2 separate regions of the Homo sapiens genome follow, and region 1 is linked to region 2. Evidence: read pairs that join two places in POLR2A ChIA-PET (ENCODE). Cell type or tissue: MCF 10A. All regions are shown on one strand. Each heading gives the region's core, and the rest is flanking DNA. Links, peaks and the distances in the headings are about the cores only.

Region 1 (5,068 bases), core at 351-4,350, 210 kb after region 2:
TTTTCTGAGTCTATCTCTTTCACAAAAAGGTAAAGGAAAACAGAACCCCTCAGGCTGCCAATTCCTCGTGAGAACATTCCTGCAAAAAAATTTACACACATACACATCTTTCAATAGTAAAATAATCTATAGGTAAATGATTAGAGAAAGAAATTCTCTAAGGAAATATATTTGTGAACATGGTTCTGCTAGAGATACAGCTGATTTACTTTATTCTTTAGTCTAGTTAACATCTCCATGGATTGAGATACAGGCTCAGCTACTACAACAAAGCCACACTAACAGTGGTTCAAAGACATAGAACTTTACCCCCATCTCTGGGCATGGGTAGTTGAGAGTCCACTGTGTTGCTGAGAATCCTTCTACCTTGGGGTTTTACCATCCTCAGTCTATGGCTTTCATCTTACAACCTAGATGGCTCTTCACTCTATACTAAGAATTTTCATAGCATTTTTGAGTATATTTTCCCAAAGAATCCTCTTAACAATCATTTTTGATAGGTTATTACAGCCTCTGTGTTATAGATGAGGACACGAAGGCCCTATGAGATTTAGTGACTGGACTGGTTGACAAGAGGCCCAGACAACTGATTTGGGTCTGGGGCCTCCTCCTCAGTGTAGACAGTGGTTTAGCTGCATTAATCAGACTGGCTCTGGCCTTTACTGTAGCTATGAATAAGTTGTTATAAAAACATTGACCCTAACAGTAGCTATATCTGGCTTAGTCTGAGAATTTCACATTTAAAAGGGAAGATAAAAATGTCCTCCAAATGAGCTAATCATCTCATAGTTACTCAGTTGCTGCAGAAAGCAGGCTTGGTGAACTCTTTTAAAATGGCTCACTTTAGCCTTTTGAATCACCTTTTTGGGCACCTAAGAGTCTTCCTAATAGATACTTACAAGAATTAAACTCTGACTTCCTTTTACTTTTCATATAAAAGGTCTTTTATTCTCTATTTTTGAGTACTCCCTTTGGTACACTGCTTTTGGCACCTCCAGCTAATCTGCTGGACTGTAAGCCCCATGAAGAAAAAAGTTATGTTTGTCTTGCTCAATTTTGTGCCCATACCTAGCCTAGAATGTGGCACAGAGCATCCATCCCAAAATCATTTGTTGAAGAAATTAATTTTTGAAAATTGTGTAGGGAGTGCCAGGTAAGAATTTATGATACAGACAGAGTTGAAAGAGAATATTGAGAATCAGAGATGCAATGCAGGGTAGTGGAAAGAAAACAGAATGATATGAAAAAAACACCCTGAATGCCTAATTTGGCTTATGATTCTCTGGCTCAGAGGTCTTGGGAAAGCCATTCGACTAGCTTGAGAATCATTTTCCTCATCTTTAAAAGGGGCCAATGATACACAGTAGATTCATAGAATTGCTACAAGGGTCAGGTAATGCATGTAAAAACACTTTGCATACTTCGGGCACTCTATATATCTTTGGTGCAGAAATGAAGGAAATAAAATAGTTATTTTATTGTGAGTTGAAGGAGGTCTTTTGATTTGGAAACTAACCAAGTAGAGGACCCTTCCTTAATCACTGGATTCTAATTTGTTGGAACATCTTGAGGTTTGACGTGGCACATTCACCAGTTGATGTCAAGGTAAAGAACATGCACCTGAAAAGTTTCACATGTTTTGTTAGGGTGGCCACATTGTCTCTTCTGTTGATGACTGAAATTGCTGGGGGCAATGGTGGGAGGGAGTAAGGCCACAGTATGCTCTTGACCTCTTGATTGAAGAAGCCTGGCTGAGATGGCTCTCAGCCTGAAGAAACCCCAAACAAATGAGCTCTGAGGAACCCAGGAACATGCTGGCTGTAGATTCATGAACTCAGGTAAATGGACATGTGGAGCAATCACTGGGTTGGGGTCTGCAGCCCCTCAGGACTGCTGGTTGCTGGAAAATGTGGAATAGATGCAGCTGAGGTAGCTAGTTGGGTTTCTCTGAGCTGGGGGATAATCTCCTTTCAGAAAACACTTAACTCTTGGGAAACAGGTGGCCAAGGGACACCTGAGTTCATGAAAGACAGCTGGGACCATTCCTTGTGGCTTATAAAGAGTTTCTGGAACTATCTGGGGAGAAGGAATCCTGGAAAAAGAGGAAGGTCTTGAGTCCTATTTCTGAAATCTTACTTGAATCCTGAGAAAGTAATTTTCAAGGTCTGGAGACAAAATGGGGCAGACATAAAAGGCTCCAGTGACTCAGAAAGGGCAGAGGACAAGATGGATGGTTCTGGAGCTTTATATAATCTTGGACTTCTGTGGCACATGGATAGGAATGGGATGCGGTGTAGTTGTGTAGTCAGTAGATAAGATCGCAAGCTTTAGAGTCTAAGATGCCTAGATTCAAATATAGGCTTTACCTCTCACTACCAGCACAATCTTAGGTATCTCTGATATTCAGTTTTCTTACCTGTAAAATGAGGATAAATGTTAGCTCTCGATTGAGTACCTACTATGTGTTGGAGTCTGTACTAGGCTCTTTACTTACATATCAGATTTAATTGAAAGTATGAACTTCATATAGTGCCTGTGAGGATTTAATAATATCATGTATGTAAAGCACCTATTTCAGGCATTTACTAAATGCTTAATAAATGTTTGCTATAGTCATCACCATTATTTACTATTATGAAATTTTAGATTTCAGGCTTGGTGCCATGGGAAGCTGTAGTTAAACTTGAAACTGATGTTTTCATAAGAACAGTTTCTGGCCTTCTTATAATCTTCCTTATATTTGAGTCATATCCTTGAGAATTTGTTGGAGCTCAGTTCTCTCTGTTTCTCCAGTCATGACTCATTAGCCAGAGCATACTTCTTTCTGAAGGGTTTAAGAGGCATTCTTGCCAGGAGAAAATGTGATTCCAATAAGTCTGACATACCACAACAGGCCCAGATCATCACCCAGAGACTCACCCATTAAGAGAGAGAGGGAATAAAGGATTGATCTGGGTTTGCCTTAGGTCAAGATGTCTAAAAGATTCTTTAGTGTTCTGAACAGTTGACAGCCTTTACCTCAGATAGTATTATGAGTTGAATTATGTCCCTGGAAAAATTCTTATGTTAAGGTCCTAAACCCCGGTACTTCAGAATATGACCTTGTTTGGAGGTAAAGTCTTTACAGAGGTAATCAAGTTAAGATAAGGTGTTTAAGGTGAGCCCTAAATGCCATGTGACTGATGTCTTTATAAAAAAGAAACTTGGAGACTGACACACATACAGAGAAAACACCATGTGGACATGAAGATGGTTGTCTATAAGCCAAGGAGAGAGACCTGAACCAGGTTCTTTCCTCACAGCCCTCAGAAAGAACCAATCCTCCAACACCTTGCTTTCAGACATTCAGCCTCCAGAACTGTGAGACGATACATTTCTCTTGTTTAAGCACCCAGTGTGTGGTACTTTGTTATGGCAGCCTGAACAAACTGATAAAAGATAGCAACATTTTGGCTATGTTCAGGCCATAGGTGTTATCCTCACAGGGCTGGAGTGGTTAGGGAGGGGTGATGGGTAGAAATGATCAGTCATTCCTGGAACACAAGTTCCAAATTTGGATTTCACTTCCACTTTTAGGACAAACATGAATTCCAGAAAGTGTTTGCAAGGCTCACTTCCCTTAGCAAGGGAGAATGTTGACTCATATTAAAGTTAGTAAATAAGAGGAATAATAAGTGTTTTCAAGGACTAGGAATTCACCAAAATAGATTGTGTAAAATGGCCAGCCTGAGTCATTGATACTGTTTTTTACAAATTTATTTATTTTGTAACTTAACAGATACAATTGTATGTATTTATTGCATACAACATGATGTTTTGAAGTATGTAAACATTGTAGAATGGTTAAATATAGCGATTAACATATGTATTGCCTTACATAGTTATCATTTGTGGTGAGAACACTTACTATCCACTCTTTTAGCTTTTTTTCAAGAATACAATATATTATCATTAATTATAATCACAGTGCTGTACAATAGATCTCTTGAAATTATTCCTCCTAACTGTAAGTTTGTATCCATTGACCCATACCTCTTCAACCAATCTTCCCTATAACTGCCTCAGTCTCTGGTAACCACCTTTCTACTCTCTATTTCTGTAAGATCAACTTTTTTTAGTTTCTACATATAAGTGAAATCACGTGGGGTTTGTTTTTCTGGGCCTGGCTTATTTTGCTTAACACAATGTCTTCCAGGTTTATCCAGTTTATCTCAGTTAAAAGGATTTCCTTCTTTTGTATGGCTCAATAGTATTCCATTGTGTGTATATACCACATCTTCCTTATCCATTCATTCATTAATGGACCCTTAGTTTGATTCCATATCTTGGCTATTGTGAATAAGGCTGCAATAAACATGGAAGTGGAGTTATCTCTTTAATATATGATTTTATTTCCTTTGTATATATACCCAGTAGTGAGGTTGCTGAATCACATGGTAGTTCTATTTTTAATTTTTTGAGGAACATCCATAGTGTTTTCCATAATGACTATACTAAACTATATTCCCACGAACAGTATGCAAGTGTTCCCTTTTCTCCACATCTTTGCCAACACTTACTATTGTTTGTTTATCTTTTTGATAATAGCCATTCTGACAGGAGCAAGATGATATCTCATTATTCTTGTAATTTGCATTTTGATTTGCATTTGTTGCTTAGCAATATGGAGCATTTTTTTCATATATCTGTTAACCATTTGTATGTCTTCTTTTGATAAATGTCTATTTAGATTCTTTCCCCATTTTTAATTGTGTTATTTGTTTCCTCTGCTATTGAGTTGAGTTTTTTATATATTCTATATTCTGGGTATTAACTCTTTTTCAGATGTATAGTTTGAAAATATCTTCTCCCATCTGGCAGGTCATTTCTTCACTTTGCTGATTGTGTCTTTTGCTGGGCTTCAGAAGACTTTTGGTTCGATGTACTCCCATTTGTCTATTTTTTCTGTCATTGCTTATGTTTTTGAGATTATATCCAAAAAATCATTGCTCACACCAATGTCTTAGAGCTTTATTCTGAGGTTTTGTTCTGGTAGTTATACTGTTTCAGGTCTTTCATTTAAGTTTTT
Region 2 (5,068 bases), core at 647-4,646:
GTATTTCTTTATAGCAGTGTGGGGACAGACTGATACACCTGGCTCTCAGGACTCTTTTCTGAGGGCCCAACTCTGTGTCAAGCTCTTTATCTACTTATGAAATGTCACTCTTGCTATATGGATAGAGTATAGTATGATACTTAAAATGATGACTTGGGCATAGTGGCTTTGCCACTTGTTAGCTTTGTGACAATGGAGAAGTTGTCTGACTTCTTTGAACCTCTGTTCCTTCATATCTAAAAATGGCATAATAAGAAATCATTCTGGATTTGTCCAGGATTGCAGTGAAGACTAACAGAGATATTAATGCCTGTACAGCATTTGCTTAGTACCTAGTAAGCCTTCAATAAATGTTAGCCCAACAAAAGAAAACAAACTGGGGAAGGGAAGAGTGAGGGCAGCTTACATGATAGGCATTATTATTGAATTTTTTAAAAGATGAGTATAGGCCTGAGGTCATAGAACTGATAGATAGAAGGGACGTGGTGCCAATTTGGGTCTGTCTGTTGCCAAAGCTCATGTTGCTTCTGTTCTGTCTCTGTCTTTAGAGCAGGTGTCTGTGGGTCTGGAGCCCATGTGTGACCTGGCAGAGTTTATGCCACACCCGGCCTTACAGCCATACCTGGTGGTAGTAGAGCTGTGTTACTCTCCTTTGTACATGGTGTCAGCCGGTTACAGTGTATCCTCCAGCTCCAATGGGCCTGGCCATGCTGGCCACTAGCAATGAGCTGCTGCCAGGACTGAAGAGCCCTCTGGGCACTGAGGGTCGCAGTACAACACAACTCTCCTGCCTCCAGCCTCCAGAGGTCCTGATTTTGTTTTCCTTCTGTGATTCATACTGTTGGGAATACAGGGGCTTGGAAACAGCCCTTGCCTCAAGCAGATGTACAAAGAAGAGCTTGGTTTATTTTACTTTTTTAACAGATTTATTGATAAATAATTTACCTGCCATATAAGTCACCCATTTAAAGTGTACAATCCAATGGCATTTAGTATATTCAGAGTTGCGCAACCATCATCACAAGCAACTTAAGAACATTTTTATCAGCCCATAAAGACACCTTGTACCCCTTAGCCATAATTGTCTGCCCCCACCCCCAGCCTCACACCTGCACCAGCCCTAGGGAACTGCAAATCTACTTTCTGTCTCTATAGACTTGCCTATTCTGGACATTTCATTTCATTTCATATAAGCAGAATTATGAAATATGTGGTTCTTTGTGACTGCTTCTTTCACTTAGCATAATGTTTTCAAGGTTCCTCCATGTTATAGCATGTGTTGGTTCTTCATTCCTTTTTATTGCCAAATAACATTCCATTGTATGACTATAGACATCTTTTTTTTTTTTTTTTTTTTTTTTTGAGACAGAGTCTCCTTCTGTTGCCCAGGCTGGAGTGCAGTGGTGCAATCTCAGCTCACTGCAACATCTGCCTCCCAGGTTCAATTGATTCTCCTGCCTCAGCCTCCTGATAGCTGGGATTACAGGCTTGTGCCACCATGCCTGGTAATTTTTTTGTATTTTTAGTAGAGATGAGTTTCACCATGTTGGCCAGGCTGGTCTTGAACTCCTGACCTCAAATGACCAGCCCGCCTCCGCCTCTCAAAGTGCTGGAATTACAGGCGTGAGCCACCTTGCCCTGCCGACTATAGACATCTTATTTGGTGCATATTTGGGTTGTTTTCACTTCTTGGCTGTTACGAATGATGCTTTTATGGGAACTGGTGTGCATGTTTTTGTGTGGATATATGTTTTCATCTCTTGGATATATGTAACTAGGAGTGGAATTGTTGAGTCATACTGTAACTCTATAACTTTTGGGAAGCCTCCAGGCTGTTTTTCAAGAAGTTGCATCCATTTTCCATTCTCCCCACCACCCCCTGGAAGTGTGTGAGGGTTCTGGTTTCTTCACATCCTCACCAACACCTGTCTTTTTGATTTTAGCTCACCTAGTGCGTATGAGGTCACGTCTTTATCATTTTGCTTTGCATGTCCCTGATGGCTGATCATGTTGATCACCTTTCCATGTGCTTATTGGTTTTTAAAAAATGTCTATTCGGACCTGATATGGTTTGGATCTGTGCTCCCACCAAACGTCATATAGAATTGTAATCCCCAGTGTTGGAGGTGGGGCCTGGTGGGAGGTAATTGAATCACGGGGCCAAATTCTCATGAATGGGTTAGCACCACTCCCTCGGTGCTGTTCTCCTGATAGTGAGTGAGTTATCGCGAGATCTTGTTTAAATGTGTGTAGCACCTCCCCACTCTCTCTCTTCCTCCTGCTCTGGCCATATGAGTTGTTTGCTCCCCCTTTGCCTTCTGCCATCATTGAAAGCTCCCTGAGGCTTCCCCAGAAGCTGCTATGCTTCCTGTGTAGCCGGGAGAACCATGAGCCAATTAAGCCTCTTTTCTTTATAAATTATCCTGTCTCAGGTATTTCTTTATAGCAATGTGAGAATGGACTAATACAAAACCTTTTGCTGATTTGTCTTTTGATGATTAGGTTGTAAAAGTTCTTTTTTTTTTTTTGTAGAGATGAGGTCTCACTATGTTGCCCAGGCGGGTCTTGAATTCCTGGGCTCAAGTGATCCTCCTACCTTGTCCTCCCAAAGTACTGAGATTACAGGCATGAGCCACAGTGCTCTGCCAGGTTGCAAGGATTCTTTACATATTCTCCATACTAGTCCCTTTGGCTGGGGTATTTTTAAGGATCTTTAGAAAGGTCATGTCATAACTTCCTTGTTCCTGTGTTTACTGGCTGAAGAATTGCATCAGAAACAAATCACTGGCTCTCATTCCACGAGGTGGAGCTGACACCCCTTGAAAGCACCAGCTGACATGTATTCCTAGTGCTGGTGAAGACAGACAGGATCCTTTTGACTCCCTTTCCCCTTTTCTCTCTTTTTGGCTTCACCGAAATCAGACAACCTCAAGTGAATAGAGTGGAGGGCACGCCAGGATCCCCTGCGGGATTGTTTCAACCCCCACAGTCTCGCCTGCCTCCAAGAGTTGGATATGTTTTCCTTTTCCTTCCCTGCCCCCACGTCCCACTTTCTTTTGAAAACCACTGTCCCAAGGAATACTTTGGAGAGTCATCCTGGCATGGCATGAAATGGCCTCTGGGTGGCAGCAAATCTGAGACGAAGACCTGGGATTGGCGGCAGGGACCAGTGCCGAATCTCAGACAAAGAAAAGAACATTCTCTTCTCGCTGGCAGTTGCACGTGAAGCCGGGTTAGGTGGTCCGTTTGTTCTCCAGCTGAAGCCAAGAGTGTCATGTAGTGAGACACGATCATGCCCTGAGGGAGGAAGGAAGGAATAGTGGCATCTTTTTGTCTCCCAGAAAGATCTTGGCAGCATCATTCAGTGTTTATTAAGTTCTAATGTTGAGCCAGGCATTGTGCTAAGAATTTTATATTCCTTGTCTCATTAATCCTCACCATAATCTTATGGGTTAGGTACAGTGGATCGTTATTTTCCAAATAAGGAAAGTGAGCGCAGGTAGATTAACTTGCCAGCTATCACCCAGCTAGCAGGTGGCAGAACTGGGATTAAAACCCAGGCCATCTGACTTCAACACCTGTATGCTTAAACAACTCCCTCTTGGTGCACAGAGCACCCAAGCTTTTGAATTCAAATCCTATGGATGTTCATTTTCACATTGTCGATTTCCATAGAAATTTGCATGAGACACAGCTGAACTGTAGAAGAAAGAGCCCCTAGCATGTGTTAGAAAACTGGCACTGAGATGTATTGCAGCACGCACAGGTTTTGAGCGACTTTGGTCAATTACATCATCCTTCTCTAAATTTCCTTATTGCACAATAGAGGTAGAGATAGCATACCCACGTCATAGGGTTATTGTGAGGGTCAAATGAGATGATTGCTGTATGATTTGGAAAATCTAAAATTTGAAAAGTCAGGGATTGTTATTCTTACTGCATTGTTCAGTTAATTCAGGTCAAATCCTGTAATTAACAGCCATAAACTTAGATAACAAGAGTTCTGAGTCTTAGCCAAGAAGCTTAGGGTTGGCTTACTTGTGAGCAATATTCAAGACAATAGACATGGGGTACCACCCAAGTGTTGGGTGCTTTGTACCTGGTTAATTCTGGAATCCTATCCATCTCTCTCCACTCCCCAGCCACCAGCTTGAATCTTGGCTCTTTTTTCCTCCCCCACCCTCCGAATTTGTACTGACTGGGCTGGCTGAGCCTTTATCTTCTGCATGACCCCTGGCAGGAGTGTATGGTTCTTTGTGGCAGAGATGGGATATGTTCGCCAAATGTCCACACACTAATTAGTTGGGTGAGTGAAATGTGAGCAGGAGTGACATGTGTTCCCTTTAGGCTGAGGCAGCAAAGAGCCAGTGCTCCTCTTCCACTTCTCCCTTCCCCTGTTAGAGGCCTGCTATCAGATGGAAGAGGGCCACTTGCCCCACATTAGTCCATAACATGAGTAGGACATAAATCTTGGTTGTGATAAGCTACTGAAATTTGAGGGTTTATTTGTTCAGAGTGTAACTTAGTGTTACTTTGATGAATGTATTCCTTGATATGAGTCTACAAAGAGGTGAGGAGGAAGACCTTATTCCATGAATAAAGATATGACATGTTCAAGGGAGAAGGAGAAAATTGGTGTAGACAGGGCTGAGGTTCGTGTTCATAGGGCCCTAGAAGATAGTGGCTAAGGTCACACACTTTGAGTTGTGGCTCTGCCATTGACTGGCTATGTGCCTTGGACAAGTTCCTGTCTCTGAGCCTTGGTTTCCTTCACTGTAAACTGTAGACAATAACAGCATCCAGACAATGGAATTGTGGAGATTGAATGAGTACTTAGCTCAGGGTAAGTGCCTGGATAAGAATTAACCATGTTAAATGTCAGTCATTGTTATAATAACAGAGGGCTGGGAAACTGATTTCAGGACAAGAAAAAGGGCTTTCTATATTTACAGTAATCTGGAGCCTAGGGTGGTAAATATGAGAAGAGGAGATAGAGTGTTCTGAGGGCACTCAGAACCAATTCATCCACCTTTCATTGCACTCCTCCATCTGTCTATCCATTCATCTA

The links. ChIA-PET counts read pairs that join two places held together with the same protein. Peaks named below come from ENCODE experiments on the same cell type or tissue, not always from the same donor. Only the 100,000 strongest peaks of a DNase experiment are listed, where the experiment ranks them.
Region 1: POLR2A ChIA-PET joins it to region 2 with 5 read pairs; 1 of 35 experiments calls an interaction of 5 or more read pairs at or near these places.

What each region holds. Positions count from the first base shown.
Region 1 is chr11:57,070,531-57,075,598 of GRCh38, reverse strand. All of the region lies in intron 6 of LOC105369309 (a long non-coding RNA gene), which reads left to right. Among named protein-coding and RNA genes, the nearest start is that of OR5AK2, 84 kb to the right of the region's middle. In MCF 10A, for the core only: no CTCF peak of the experiment used is centred there; DNase peaks (open chromatin) are centred at 2,788 and 3,588.
Region 2 is chr11:57,276,065-57,281,132 of GRCh38, reverse strand. It overlaps LOC107984364 (a long non-coding RNA gene), which reads left to right and starts at 4,808. Exons shown (of 3, transcript XR_001748067.3): 1 at 4,808-4,843. In MCF 10A, for the core only: a CTCF peak has its summit at 3,097 (motif pointing right); DNase peaks (open chromatin) are centred at 1,262, 1,832, 2,802, 3,112 and 1 weaker place.